Regions from separate parts of the Mus musculus genome. Here region 2 is linked to region 1. Evidence: chromatin contacts called from ENCODE Hi-C or POLR2A ChIA-PET data. All regions are on one chromosome and are shown on one strand. The core of a region is the stretch at or near the end of the contact, and the rest is flanking DNA. Distances in the headings are between cores, read along the strand shown. Region 1 holds the start of Hnrnpa2b1 (heterogeneous nuclear ribonucleoprotein A2/B1). Region 2 holds the start of Hoxa7 (homeobox A7).

Evidence for each region. A loop is a pair of places that touch in the nucleus more often than their neighbours do. ChIA-PET counts read pairs that join two places held with the same protein, here RNA polymerase II (POLR2A).
Region 2: a loop to region 1 is called in a map of gastrocnemius, with 6 times the contacts of the local background. The contact joins the promoter of Hoxa7 here to the promoter of Hnrnpa2b1 in region 1. A Hi-C loop is called at or near these places in 3 of 37 maps with a recorded cell type or tissue (Patski and gastrocnemius). POLR2A ChIA-PET finds 5 or more read pairs at or near these places in 1 of 5 experiments (Patski).

What each region holds. Positions count from the first base shown.
Region 1 is chr6:51,466,866-51,473,423 of GRCm38, reverse strand. It overlaps Hnrnpa2b1 (heterogeneous nuclear ribonucleoprotein A2/B1), which reads left to right and starts at 3,579. Exons shown (of 12, transcript NM_001374745.1): 1 at 3,579-3,753; 2 at 5,998-6,033; 3 at 6,129-6,239; 4 at 6,372-6,518. The coding sequence starts at 3,748. It overlaps Cbx3 (chromobox 3), which reads right to left and starts at 2,808. Exons shown (of 6, transcript NM_007624.4): 1 at 2,685-2,808; 2 at 1,556-1,608. The coding sequence starts at 1,579.
Region 2 is chr6:52,213,505-52,220,162 of GRCm38, reverse strand. It overlaps Hoxa7 (homeobox A7), which reads left to right and starts at 1,590. Exons shown (of 2, transcript NM_010455.2): 1 at 1,590-3,133; 2 at 4,133-4,540. The coding sequence starts at 2,758. The coding sequence ends at 4,446. It overlaps Hoxaas3 (Hoxa cluster antisense RNA 3), which reads right to left. Exons shown (of 3, transcript NR_015611.2): 3 at 6,566-6,658. Mira (mistral long non-coding RNA) reads left to right here and starts at 4,875. Exons shown (of 1, transcript NR_045199.1): 1 at 4,875-5,672.

The DNA.
Region 1 (6,558 bases), core at 2,330-4,829:
ACTACAGATGCTACTTAAAAATTTTTTAAAGGAATCACAAAAATAACCCCCTATCAAATGCCTAGTCCCTCTAACCATCACCAAGTGAAGGATCACGCAGGAAAAAAAAAATCACCAGCAGCACCTCAGAACCAGGATACTCAGTCCATCAGCATCCAGGGCCATACCCACACTCACAGCATCTCCACAGTTTACCAGATGATTCATGCTTATCACTGTATTGGGTCATCTAAGAGTGACCATCAGGGCTTCTGATCACAGAATCTAGTCCACTTTGCAGACCAGTTGAAGTCATGCACTATATGAGATAGAAATACCCTCTTGCTCATTTTGGTCAGAAATTCAAGGATAAAAACCCATGTTTTGTTAATGCACACCTCCATATGATTGAGATCAATGTGTCCTAATTAATGTAGAAACCACAACTGTAAATTTCACTCTTTTGACATGAATCTTTTTCTAGACAGGGTCTTGGATGCAGCCCCGACTACCCAGAATTTTGGAATCCAGGCTAGCCTCAAACTCAAGGCAATCTGCTTGCTTCAGCTTCTCACAGGCTGGATCACAAACATACACCTTCAGACCCATTTTTTTTTCCTCCCTCCGTTTTTGGTTTCTCTGTGTAGCCCTGGGTGTCCGTGGACTCGCTGTGTAGATCTATCTACCAGCCTCTGTCTTGGAGTACTGGGATTAAAGTTGTGGGCTACCACTGCCTGGCTGACCCAGTTTTATTTATTTTAAATATAACTTGACAAAAATAAATTTGTCTAACTTACTAGAAATCCCAAGAAAACTAACACTGGATTTAGCAACAGTCAGAAATCGCTGAAAAGAAACAGAATTGATCTAACAGTCTTAGATCACTCCTAGACAGTTTGTAATTCTTGCTCATGGCAACGTGAGCTCTATCTAACTCACTCTCTGTGCACTAATGAATGCTCAGTGTCTCCAGAACAGCACAGCTTCCAGGGTAATCATGCCAACCCACAAGACTTTTATAGAGCTGTCCACGACTCTTCCCCCATTCAGCTCATTAACAATATGATGGAGCTCCTGTGTGGAAATCAAGGCACACTCTGGTAGAAACTTGTTTTTTCTTTCCACTTTTCCTTGGGCTCTGAAGATTGAGCTGTTTTATAACCCACAAACATGCATTTTTTACCTCAAAAGCATCCAGCAAAAACTGTACAACGCTTTTTCAAAAAAATGTATTGTGATCCTCCTTAAGAAAAGCCTTACTTAGTGTTAATTCCTTTTTCTTTAGAATGCTGGTAAATACAAGGACTTAGGTAGGCTGGCTTCTAACAGCAATTCACCCACTTATGATGGGATTAAAGGAAGGCACAACCATGTCCACCACAGGTTCTAGCTCCCCCACCCACACGCCCAGAGAGGGTTTTTCTGTGTAGCTCTGACTATTCTGGAATTCACACTGCAGACCAGGCTGGTCTCGAACTCAGAGATCCACCACCACATGGTTTCTTAATTGTAATTTTAAAGAAAAAAAAAAATCCTTCAGTTAAGATTCTTATGTTCTAGGTTTTCACAAACTTACCAATGTAGTTTTATTGGAGGCCATTTTTTAAATTTAATCGGAGACTTGAAGAGCTATTGCAAGAAAAAAAATGTAGGACAGTTAAAATTTCATGACACACAAAAGGCAGCTACAAGTTTTGTGTGGATTTCAACATGTAAATTTCGGGTAAAAATGCAGGAAAACAGTTGAGTTCCCGTGTTATTAGTATGTTACTAATAATTTCAGTATGTTAGTGAAAATAATCTTACTAAAACACTGGTACCTCAGACAACTTTACATGGTGAGGATTGTTACTTTCCCAATCCATATAGAATTTTAACAATTTTAGTGTTTATTTTGGATGAAAGGAAATGACTATCTTTTGTTAGCAAATTACCATAAGATCTTTTTCTTTAGATTTCTGAATACTCCAAGGAGCTCATATAATTCCATCCTTATTTTTTCAGAGGCCCTCCCTGTTCAATCACGGTATAAAAAAAGGAACACATTAAGATGTCCCAGTCCTATTTTCTGGCTTTTTTTTTCCGGGGGTGGTGGTGCGGTAATCACTCTCTATAGTCCAGTCTGGGCTTCAACGCCTGGCAATCCCCAGCCTCAAGCTCCCAAGTACTGTCCTGATAAGGATAGAAGGAGTCGACCTCCTTCACGCTCCCCTCCGAGGAGGGCTCCTTCCCAGCTCCATTCCCCGGTCGGGAGCCCGTCCCCCACCCGAGAGCGCGGGCCTCGTGGTCAGCGCCTCCGCGGGGAGAAACAAAGGCGGCGGCGGGGGCTCAAGGGCACTGCGCCACGGGCCCGCGCCTCCCCCATCCGGCGGCGGCCACGTAGCCGGGAGCGCGCCGCAGCCCGGAGCCTCGGGCCTCGCAGCTGCAGAGCCTGAACCGCTCTCTCCCTGCGGGCCTGCGACGAGGCTGGGGGAGGGGAGGCCCGCGCTTTGTCTGGAGTCTCGGTAGCTGTCATCCGGCTCCCACCCTCATGCACAATTGTCCCATCTCCCCCACGCACCGGCGCGGCGCCCGCCTCAGCGAGGCCCCAGCCGGTTTCCCGCAGCCCGCGGCCCACGGGGCTCGCAGCCTCCCCGCAAGCTCGGACGCACGGAGCATCCTAAACCCCACCACACGCAAGATCGAAAAAAAGCAAAGGCACGAACTTCACCGCTCCGATGCTCAGGGCCGCGGATCCTGCAGAGTCTCCCGCCTGCGCGCTTCGGTTCAGCCACATCCGAGGGGAGGGGGCGCGGGCAGCTCCGCCGGGGGGGAGGGGGAGCACCGCCCACGCCCTGGCCGCGCGGGGCCCGCCGGGAACGCGTCCTGCGGGGGGCGGCGCGCGCAATGCTCACCGTCCGCGGCGTGGCGCCCAGGGGGTCTCCTGGCTGGGGGGAGGGGGGGGAAGGCGGGCAGGAAGGACCGCGGAGGCCTCTCTGCGTCTCGGAGCGCGCCAAAGCGGGGCTCCACCCACCTCCTTGCCCGGATCTTGAAGGCCGGGGAGATAAACAGCGGGGTTCTTTAAGCACCACCTCTCACTAGGCGCGGGATCCCAAGGCTTGTGGCATCCGGGGTGGTACTTGGACTAAAAGTCCTTCTGGGAGGGACCGAGTGAGAACCCCTTTGGGACGTGTAGAAATATTTGTGTGGTTCGAGAATATTTGTGCGGACGGGCTTGGCAAAGGCGTAGCTGCAGAGAGCACGCTTGGGTGGAGAGGGCCGCACGCCCCAGCGCCGGCCTAAGCCCCTCCCGACGGCGTTATTTCAAACTGCGCGACCGTTTCTCCGCTCCCTACGCGGAGGTGGGGGCCGGACCTAGTTCCGGACGTAGTAACACGCCGAGCGCGAGCCTTCCGCAATTCACGGAACACAGTTGCGCAAGTGATGTAAAGCAGTCCCGCTGTACCTAAAGGGGGAGTGTCACGTACTTGGCGTAAGGAGAGTGTAGGCCCTTCCCGCCATTGGCGGCGGTTAGGGCGTTTACGTAACGGCGTGACGTAAGCGGAGACGCGTTAGTGGGGGGAAGGTTCTAGAAAAGCGGCGGTCTCGGCTCCAGCGGCAGTAGCAGCGGCGCCGGTCCCGTGTGCAGGAGCTCCTTTGCGGCCCAGTTTCTTGGCCATCGCCTGCTCTCCCCACAGCGCCAGGACGAGTCCCGTGCGCGTCCGTCCGCGGAGGTCTTTCTCATCTCGCTCGGCTGCGGGAAATCGGGCTGAAGCGACTGAGTCCGCGATGGAGGTAACGGGTTTGAAATCAATGAGTTATTAAAAATGGCATGGCGAGGCCGTAGGCACCGCAATGGAAACCGGCCACCCGCCTCCGTGGTCCGGCGGAGGGGATGCGGCCACTCGAGTGGCGGTTGGCCTTGGCGAGTTTCTGAGGGGTCGTTGGAGGAGGCCTCTGATTGTCCGACCGCCTTCCCCGCCCTCAGCCGCCCGGCGCCATTTCCCTCAGTTGGGGTGGGGGATGGGAAGTGCCCGCCGCGACCGGGCTGGACCGCTAAAGTAGCGCGTGAGCGGGCCATCGCTGGCCTTTCGATGTGCGCGGGCCTAGGGGCTCGGTTGTGTTCGCGGCGGAACGTTTCTGGGGCCCCCCCGGCTTCCCGGAGCGAGTCTGCGAAGCTTCCCCTCCCCCCTCTCCCGGGAACCGGATTTGGCGGCCGCCATTTTCCCGTCTCCTTCCTCGCCACGATTTTGCTTTCAACGCTTTAGGTTTACTAGTTTGGTTTTCTTTTTTCACCACTGCGTAGACGTGTTTAGCGATTTTCCTTTCTTTTGGAAGTCTTCATACCGTTTCGAGGTGGATTTAGCGTTTTGAGCTTGGGTCTTCAGCGTCCTGCGCACCTCGCTAAAGGCTCTCTGCCTTCCCCTCGACGAAATGGCGCCATTGCTTTCTGAAGCCACCGAGGCGCGGGGTGGGGGCGGGGTGGCGGCGCTCCACGAGCTTTACTGGAACAGGCAGAGAGAACGTAGTACAACCGAGGCCTGGGCGGGTGGCTGAAGGCAGCGTCGCTGCAAAGAGACCGTTTTATTTTTCATAATACGTAAGATTACGGGTGCTGTAGTAAAGCACTTGAGCATTAGTATAGTAGGAGGAAGTCAAAGTGGAAAAAATGGGAGCGCTCATCAGGAAGCTAGGGAGGCTATGTTGAGTGCAGGGTTACTTTCCTTTTATTGCAGAACTTTTATCTGCTTAAAGGATCCTCGGATCGAAATAATTCAAATTATAAGCATTTTTAAGGGAATCTTCGAATTTGTTGGTAAAGTCAACGGATCCTTAGCACGTGGTGTTCACTTTAAGGAAGTGAAATAGCTGACTTTTCATAGTTAGCCTTCGCTTAAAGCCTGGTTCAGTGGACGAAAATCCACGTCCTGGCTATATAAAAACTTAGTTTGGGGTCACAGTGTTTGAGCGTGGTCATTCGGTTTTTTTATTTTTTATTTGTTTGAAATTATGATGCATCATTACACTGATAAGCATTAGCTTTCGAATTGAAAGGGGTCTCCTTGGTTATTTTCTTTGACTCTAAGCACACTTATAAATAAAATAACCTTGTTTATAATCGATAGTGGACGTCTGGTAAGTTTGGAAAAAACCCGAGGTAAGTAAAGAGCTTTTGCTTTCGTTAGTGATATGAAAAAACAAGGTGTATTTAATACTTGCAACTTAGTTTAAGGAAAGCCAATTTACTGACATTTTAGTAGAGCTACCAGAAACACTATTTGGAGTCCTGATTAAGGCTTTTGTAACTATTTTGACTATTTAAAACAATTTTGGTCGTTTTTATTAAACATTTCAAAACCTAAAAATTGTAAACATTGGCTTTTTGAGCACATTTTGGAGAAACTTACAAATTTAGGCTATACAGTAAAATAACGGATTTGTTTTATAATTTTGCTTTTTCATTTCGTTGTGCAGTCATAGGTCCTGGATAGTATGACCTAATTTATGAACATCTTGATAAGTTTTTGTACTTAGCTATTGGAAAGCCAGTATTAAGTGCCTGACAAAACCAGATTTAAGGTGATATCTGGAGTTTCAGCATTCTTCATGGAGCTTGTTTCAGAGTTGCAGGATTTTTTTTTTTCATCTTGAGATACTTACAATTAACACCAGAGGGGGCAGCTCAGGGAAAAGCAAATATGCCACTTTTCAGAAACTGAATCTTGGAAGTGGTGAATTTGGAAACAGGTTTTTTAAATTTTTTTTAAATCTAAAAAGTAGTAAATTTTGGACTTGGGTTGTAGAATTTAATGAATTACAAAAGAATTCTTTAATACCCTTTAAATGACCTAAGAGCTGGGTATGGTTTTTCTGAATTTTTTTGAAGAAAATCTAAGAAAGTTTACGTGAATTAGAAGTTAGATCGAATATTAGTGACTTTGAAACTTGTATAGCTCAGGCAATTTTTGGTGTAACACAACTAATATGCAGTTTAACATATGGTTTAAATTTGATGTAAGTTTTTTTTCTCCCCCCCAGAAAACTTTAGAAACTGTTCCTTTGGAGAGGAAAAAGGTACTCTACCAGCAGGTCACCTCATATTTAAGAATTTAATTTCCTGCATACAAAGAAAGTGTAAATAAAAATTGAAATGGTATTTCCCTTTGCAGAGAGAAAAGGAACAGTTCCGAAAGCTCTTTATTGGTGGCTTAAGCTTTGAAACCACAGAAGAAAGTTTGAGAAACTACTATGAGCAATGGGGAAAGCTCACAGACTGTGTGGTACGTACGTTAACTCTGAAAGTCTGGCTGTATGTTTGGGTGTGAATACTAGGGAATACCAGTATCAATACATTCTAATTTATATTGCTACCTAATGCCGGGAAATTAAATGCTTATCTTTTGGATTTAAAGGTTATGCGGGATCCTGCAAGCAAAAGATCAAGAGGATTTGGCTTTGTAACTTTCTCATCCATGGCCGAGGTTGACGCTGCCATGGCTGCAAGGCCCCATTCCATTGATGGCAGGGTAGTTGAGCCAAAACGTGCTGTAGCAAGAGAGGTAAGGAAAACCCAAACACATTGATCTCCTTTCTTGTACT
Region 2 (6,658 bases), core at 341-2,840, 750 kb before region 1:
CAAGGAACTGGGCTTATTTATTCGCTTCGGGTAGGAATTGGTGGCCGCGTCCAAGTCAGGCGCCTTTCACTAAGTCGGGGGACATAGTCTCCAAGCCCAATAGCTGAAGCCCACCATCTTCTCAGGGGAGGAGACTAGAAAGGTTCAAAGTCCCCCAAACTCAGCACCACTGGACTCTCTAGAAGGCGCCGTTTTGCTGCAAAGGTCTGCGTTTACATTCTAAACCTAGATTTAAACATTGAGGACTATCTGGCCACAGGAAACGGAGGAAACAAACTCTGGCAGTAGGTTTGAAAGCTAGTTCTGGGACAGCGTTGGGAAATATTTAGATAGCAGATTAAAAACTGGGTCTGGGCTCAATAGTGTGTGAATATTTTCACACATAACAGATACATTTCCATTAAATAAGTAGGGAGCCAACAGTCAGAAAACATATAATTAAATAGGCCTTGCTGAGAGTCTGATTTTGTTCAAAGTCTGCCAAGGGAAAAGAGACACAGAAACGAAGTGAGGGTTTTTGGTGAGTCTTGAATCCCACTCAGAGGGAAGACTTGTGCCCAGAAGTGCCAAGACCTTGAAAACAGCAGAATTTGGGACCTATTTGGCCTTGGCAAACTAGCACAGAGTCTCTTGTGGGAACCACTTAGTCCTTTCAGGCCAAATTCAGATGACCTTCCTAGGTGTGTTAGTGTCGTGTTTTTCCTGTTCAACCCAACTCCGAACTCTGGTTGTCAGGTCTCCTTCTAAAGAGAAGTTCCACTTTAGACACGTGCCTTTGGACTGCTCCAGTCTCCTGAGTCTAGACAGACCGCCTGGGCCTGCCTGGCCTTTCACTGTGCGCCCTTCTGTGTCACCCCAGGAACAATTTATTGGTCTAAAGCAGTCTAATTTCGCCTCTTTGATCTCCTAGCCTTCTTTTGGTTTGCTTCATCTTCTTTTAGCTATTTTAGAATTTTATTTCTCTCTTAGAAGACACTGTTATTTCGATTTCTACCCCCTCCCTGTTTCACCTCTTCTGTTTCCCATCCTGGTCCACCATAAAGTGGATCCCGGATATTGCCGCCTTAGGGTCCTTATGCTCCAGGGGAGATAGCCCAGCTCCCACCTGCCCTCCTCCCCACCAAAACCTGAGCCCTTTACTAGGTAGGAGCTGGGGTTCGTTCCAGCGGGATTTGAACATCCCTCTGTCTTTTGTGCTTCCAAGACCCCCCTGAGAGGATGCGGTAAACGGGGGTGGGGTAGGTGGAGGCAGCCTGGACCCACTGAAAGTGATAAGAAAGTGCTTTGTACACCAGGAACCAAACTCTATAATTTAGAGGAGAATTTCCGGGGCAATTCCATTGTGAAGTCGGGTTTATGATGTGCAATCGAGCTGAGCAGTAAAAGGTCGCCAGTCTTCCAGCATGGCCTGAGCAGTTTATGAGGCGTTTAGGGGAAGGGTTCACCCAAATATCCTCCAGAGAGCGTTGGGCAGCAGAGCCTTCACCCGACCTATCATTGCAGGGGGAGGGGGTCTGAAGCCCAGCAAGGTAAGCCCCCAGGGTGGGCTACTATTTGGGAGAGAACGAGGCTGTGCTTAGCAAGCACACAGTGCTTAGAAAGGTGAAGCCGCGGGATCTGGGTGGCCCCTAGAAAGGGCTCCCTTATTCGCTTTTATTGTCTCCTAAAGAACTGGGGTTCCACAATGAGCTACAGCACCCAGGTCCTGAGATTACCTCTCCTGTCTCTAATCCAGCTCTAAAACTGTTACCGGCCCACAGGGTGGAAGGCTTGCTTGCCTGAGAGCCGCCAGGAGTGTATGACGGATGTGTTTTAAAATTTGTGGAGCCGAGTTTCTCCCAAACTGAATGAGGATACCCCAGTTTTTTGTCATCTAGGGGGTAACTAGGGGTTGTGGCAAGGACAAAGCGGGTGTTGAGCTATCTCTGGAGTTGCTGCCAGCCAGCCAGGTGCCCAGGAGCAAATGCAGAGAAACTGCCAGGGCCGCAGTGTCCGGGAGGAGAAAAGGAATCCCATGTTAGTATATCTGTTGGCAAATGAGGCTCATTAATAGATAAATATTTCACTGCTTCCTTTAGGGCAGATAAACAGTGCGCCGCCGATTAAAGAAAGGAAGCTGAGAGACGTTGACTTTATTCGAACCACATGGTTCCAGTTTGTGGCAGCGGTCTCTCCGCTCGGCTAGAGGAGACACCGCGCCTGCGGTGTTGGCGCTGGAGCATCAAATCAGGTCTTAAAGGTTTCCCTGCTTATAGAGAGAGGTGGGCAAAGAGTGGATTTCCCTCTCTAGACCATCTTTGGGCGGACAGGTTACAGAGACCCTGGGTCTTGGACCCTCAGAGAGGGCCCGAACAGGGGGAATCCACACAGTGGATCTGGGGTTCAGGAATAGGTATGAGGTTGTCGGGGGAGGGGGCGAGATCCCTGCCTCCAGGCTTCGGCGGCTGGGACGGGGCTCTGGCGGAGCCTAGGGGTCTGATTGCGTCGGGCGCCCTGGCAGCCCGGTGCAGGCAGGCCGCGTCTGTGAGCCTCTTCCCCTTCCATTCTAGGAGGCAGGCGGCCCGTGGCGCGGGACCACCTGTGAGGGCTGCTGAGATTGGCGGAGGCGGTCATGTGGGCGGTCACGTGCCGCGGCGAGCTCCGTCCAAAAGAAAATGGGGTTTGGTGTAAATCTGGGGGTGTAATGTTATCATATATCACGCTACCTCGTAAAACCGACACTGAAAGCTGCCGGACAACAAATCACAGGTCAAAATTATGAGTTCTTCGTATTATGTGAACGCGCTTTTTAGCAAATATACGGCGGGGGCTTCTCTCTTCCAAAATGCCGAGCCGACTTCTTGCTCCTTTGCACCCAACTCGCAGAGAAGCGGCTACGGGCCGGGCGCCGGCGCCTTCGCCTCCACTGTGCCGGGCTTATACAATGTCAACAGCCCCCTCTATCAGAGCCCCTTCGCGTCCGGCTATGGCCTGGGAGCCGACGCCTACAACCTGCCCTGCGCCTCCTACGACCAAAACATCCCCGGGCTCTGCAGTGACCTCGCCAAAGGCGCCTGCGACAAGGCGGACGAGGGCGTGCTTCACGGCCCGGCCGAAGCCAGTTTCCGCATCTACCCCTGGATGCGCAGTTCAGGTAGGCTCAGTGGTCGGCGGGGTCGGCGAGCGGGAGGAGCGGAGGGGCGGGAGCAGGGCGCGGGGGGCTGAGAGAGCCCAGCCCGGCGGCTTCCAGCCGGCGGCCCCGCAAGTCCCCGTGGCGCTGCCTTTCTGGTTTTAATTAGAGCTGAGGCGCCATAGCGTGGAGAGACCCGTAGCATTGTATGTAAATGAGGCTCATAAAACTTTTTATGGCCCAATTAATGGGTTCGATCCTCGTAAATTTATTTAACTCCATTTGCCTTGGAATTTTTACAATAAGTTTCTCCGCTATTCTCATTCTCATATTCTCTCTCTTTCTCCCCCCCCTCTCCCCCTTCTTCCCTTCCCTCTCTTTTTCTCTCCCTCAGTCTTTCTTTCTATCCCCCTCTTTTCTGTCCTCTATCTCTTTCTTGACTCCAGCTCTCTCTCCCCTCCTTCCCTTCTTTCGGCCTGGCTTTCTTTCTCAAAGGCAAGGAGAATTGAGACCTCCGGGATCCCTCACTCATCACTGTACCAGAGGCCATTTCCAGAACGGGGCTGAAGCCAATGGGACAGAGGGTGGGAAAGTCACAGGAAGGTCTTGTGGATGGGGCTGCTGATGAGGGTCGCCCACTAGCAAGGCTGGGGAGCAGCCAGGCTCGCCTTTGAATGGCAAAAGCGCAGAGTCCCCCACTTGCCACACTCTATATTGACAATTTCCCTTTGTCAGGGGGAAGCAGGACATTGTGGAAACGTAGCCGGCTGGAAAGGCCAGTTGTAAAGTTGGAATTCTGCCCTAAGGCTTCTCACAGATGTTCTTGCTTGTCTGGCCCTGGGGCCTTCCGCTCACAATTTCCCTCCCCCAGCTCAATTGAGGGTGATGAGGGTTGCACCTGGATTTGGGCAAGGTGGAAGGTGCAGGTTCTTGGGCTGCTGGCCTGACTAAAGCACTCTTCTGTCCACATCCTAGTCTGCTTGTCTGTTTTGTCTATCTATATGTCCAAATTTCTGTTCCTAGGACCCGACAGGAAGCGGGGACGCCAGACCTACACGCGCTACCAGACGCTGGAACTGGAGAAGGAATTCCATTTCAACCGCTACCTGACGCGGCGCCGCCGCATCGAGATCGCTCACGCGCTCTGCCTCACTGAGCGCCAGATCAAGATCTGGTTCCAGAATCGGCGCATGAAGTGGAAGAAAGAGCATAAAGATGAGAGCCAGGCTCCCACTGCAGCCCCGGAAGACGCGGTGCCCTCCGTTTCCACAGCTGCTGACAAGGCGGACGAGGAGGAAGAGGAGGAAGAGGAGGAAGAAGAGGAGGAAGAGGAGTAAAGGGCCAGGCACAGGACCCTGGCTGCACAGGACAGTTGGAAAAGCGTCTTTAAGAGACTCATTGATTTTAGTTACAAAAATGGGGGGAAATAAAGTGTAAAAAAAAAAAAGAAAGAAAGAAAGAAAAAAGAAAGAGAAAAAAGAAAGGGAAAGAAAAAAAGAGGGAATCAGTTCCTACCCTCATTCCATTCAATCACCCACTTTAGCTCCCAGGGAAATTAGGTCACCTTGGGGACCCTCTCTGCCTCTGAGGAACCCAGTAGATACCCACAACCCTGGGCCAGTGTTGTGCGCAGGCACAGCCAAAATACTACCTAGCACAGGCCTCTTTGAGAGGCACTCCCAAACTACCTATGGGCCCAGCCCCAGTGGGCCACCATTCCTAAGAAGCCTCCTTCATGTCCCAACACTGGCAGACACCCAGCACCTGCCCCACCCCCATCACACACCCGGCCAATACCTGCAAACCATGATCAATACTACCTACTACTAGCCCTAAACTACCTATTGTGTGCTGGCTAGCTCACCTGCTTCTCGGTGCCCATCCCTCCCAGGCTGGACCTTGATGCTTCTAACTGATAGTCTTTGGGGTCACCAAGGCTTCACTGACAAGGCAATGAGGTTCAGGGACCAGGGTATTGGCTTCTATTTAAATTGAAAAATAATATATTTATTCCAAAGCATACCAAGTGCTGTAACCTAGAATCCCTCTTTCTCTGGCTTTGACACAAGGTCAGGGCCATTAACCCTACTTCAGGAGGGGAGCATTCCCGAGCTGGCTGCCATCCTCTGGAATAGCTCTGGGTTTTGTTTTTGTGGGACTAAGGAGATGTTCCCAGACTCACTGTCCTCTCCCCCTTGCTTTTGTGTCCTACTGTTCAGCCATGTCAAATATGTATACCCTGACTTTTCCTACAAGGACAAATACTGTATATTTGAACCAGATTTTTTTTGTGTTGTTGTCATTTCTATAATCTTGGAGCTCATTTGTAAAGGAATGTCTTGACTTTGGAAGGATGTTTTAATGGGGTGACTTTGTAGCATGGTGTGTTGTATTGAACTAATTCTGTAGTGGGTGGGGGAAGTCCAGCACCCACCGGGGCCATCATCTCCCTTGTCTCCTCATGTCCCGTCCCACCCCCCAGCCTGGGGTTCAGAGAAGGCACGCTTCCCAGCCCAGCTACCTGTGTTTTATGTAACAATAAAGATGCTTGGTGACAAAGAAACACGGACTGCTTTATCCAGAGGGTCTTGTGCAAGGGGAAGTGGCCATAGCTGAAGGACCAGCCCTGGCTGTAGGCCAAAGAGACACGGGAAACAAATGCAGAGCCACTGTCCCTGAGTCCAAATTTTAGCTATTCATGGACAAATGTATCATGTCTCTTTTCACATGTTTTTATGTGTACTTAAGCACATTTCTATTTCTCTGTGTGCTTGCTTATAGTTATAATTGTATGCATTCCCACACACATGCGTGTGCATCAACATTTCTCATGTCTATAATTGTGTGTGTGGGTTTCTGTGTTTTTCTGTGACTATAATTGTATATATGCCTTCCTCTTTGTAGATGGTTTTTGTCTGGCTATTGTATGTGCACCAATATCTATTTAGATCCATTGAAAAAAGACTATTTGTTAATGCTACATATTCTATCTACGGCCTCTCAAACTTTCATAAATTCCATGAACGAATTCCAAATTCAACTTTCCTCTAAAGGTGTAGACTGAGCTCTAAAAGGGTATTACCTACCCTCCAATTGATCCCGGATTCCACATGCGTCCTGAGTACAGTCCAGGGGTAGGAAAGACATGGAATTCAGGGTCCCTGCTGCAGTACCCCCACTTAGCCTTCAGAAAGGGTGAGGATGCCCCAGGGTCCAACACTGCAGCTGAGGGATTCTTGGACGACATGGGCCTCAAACCCTGCGGCGCAACCAAGTCCAAGTCCTGTTGCTGAGGAAGGACTGTGGCTGGGGAAGGGGCTAGCGGTGAGAGACCAGGGGCGAGAGGCGGTGGAAGTAGCTTAGAGCATCCTGAGCTGGGCCCGCGAAGGTCTCCATTCTTATCCCCTGACTAGGCTGGGCCAGTTTCTTAGGACTTTTTTTTTTTTTTTTTTTTTTAAATAAAATCGGACCTAAAAGGGTCTGAAAAACCTGCAGCCCCAAATCGGGACAGACTCGGTGGTAAGATGGCGTCTGTGTAAGAGCCGCCTC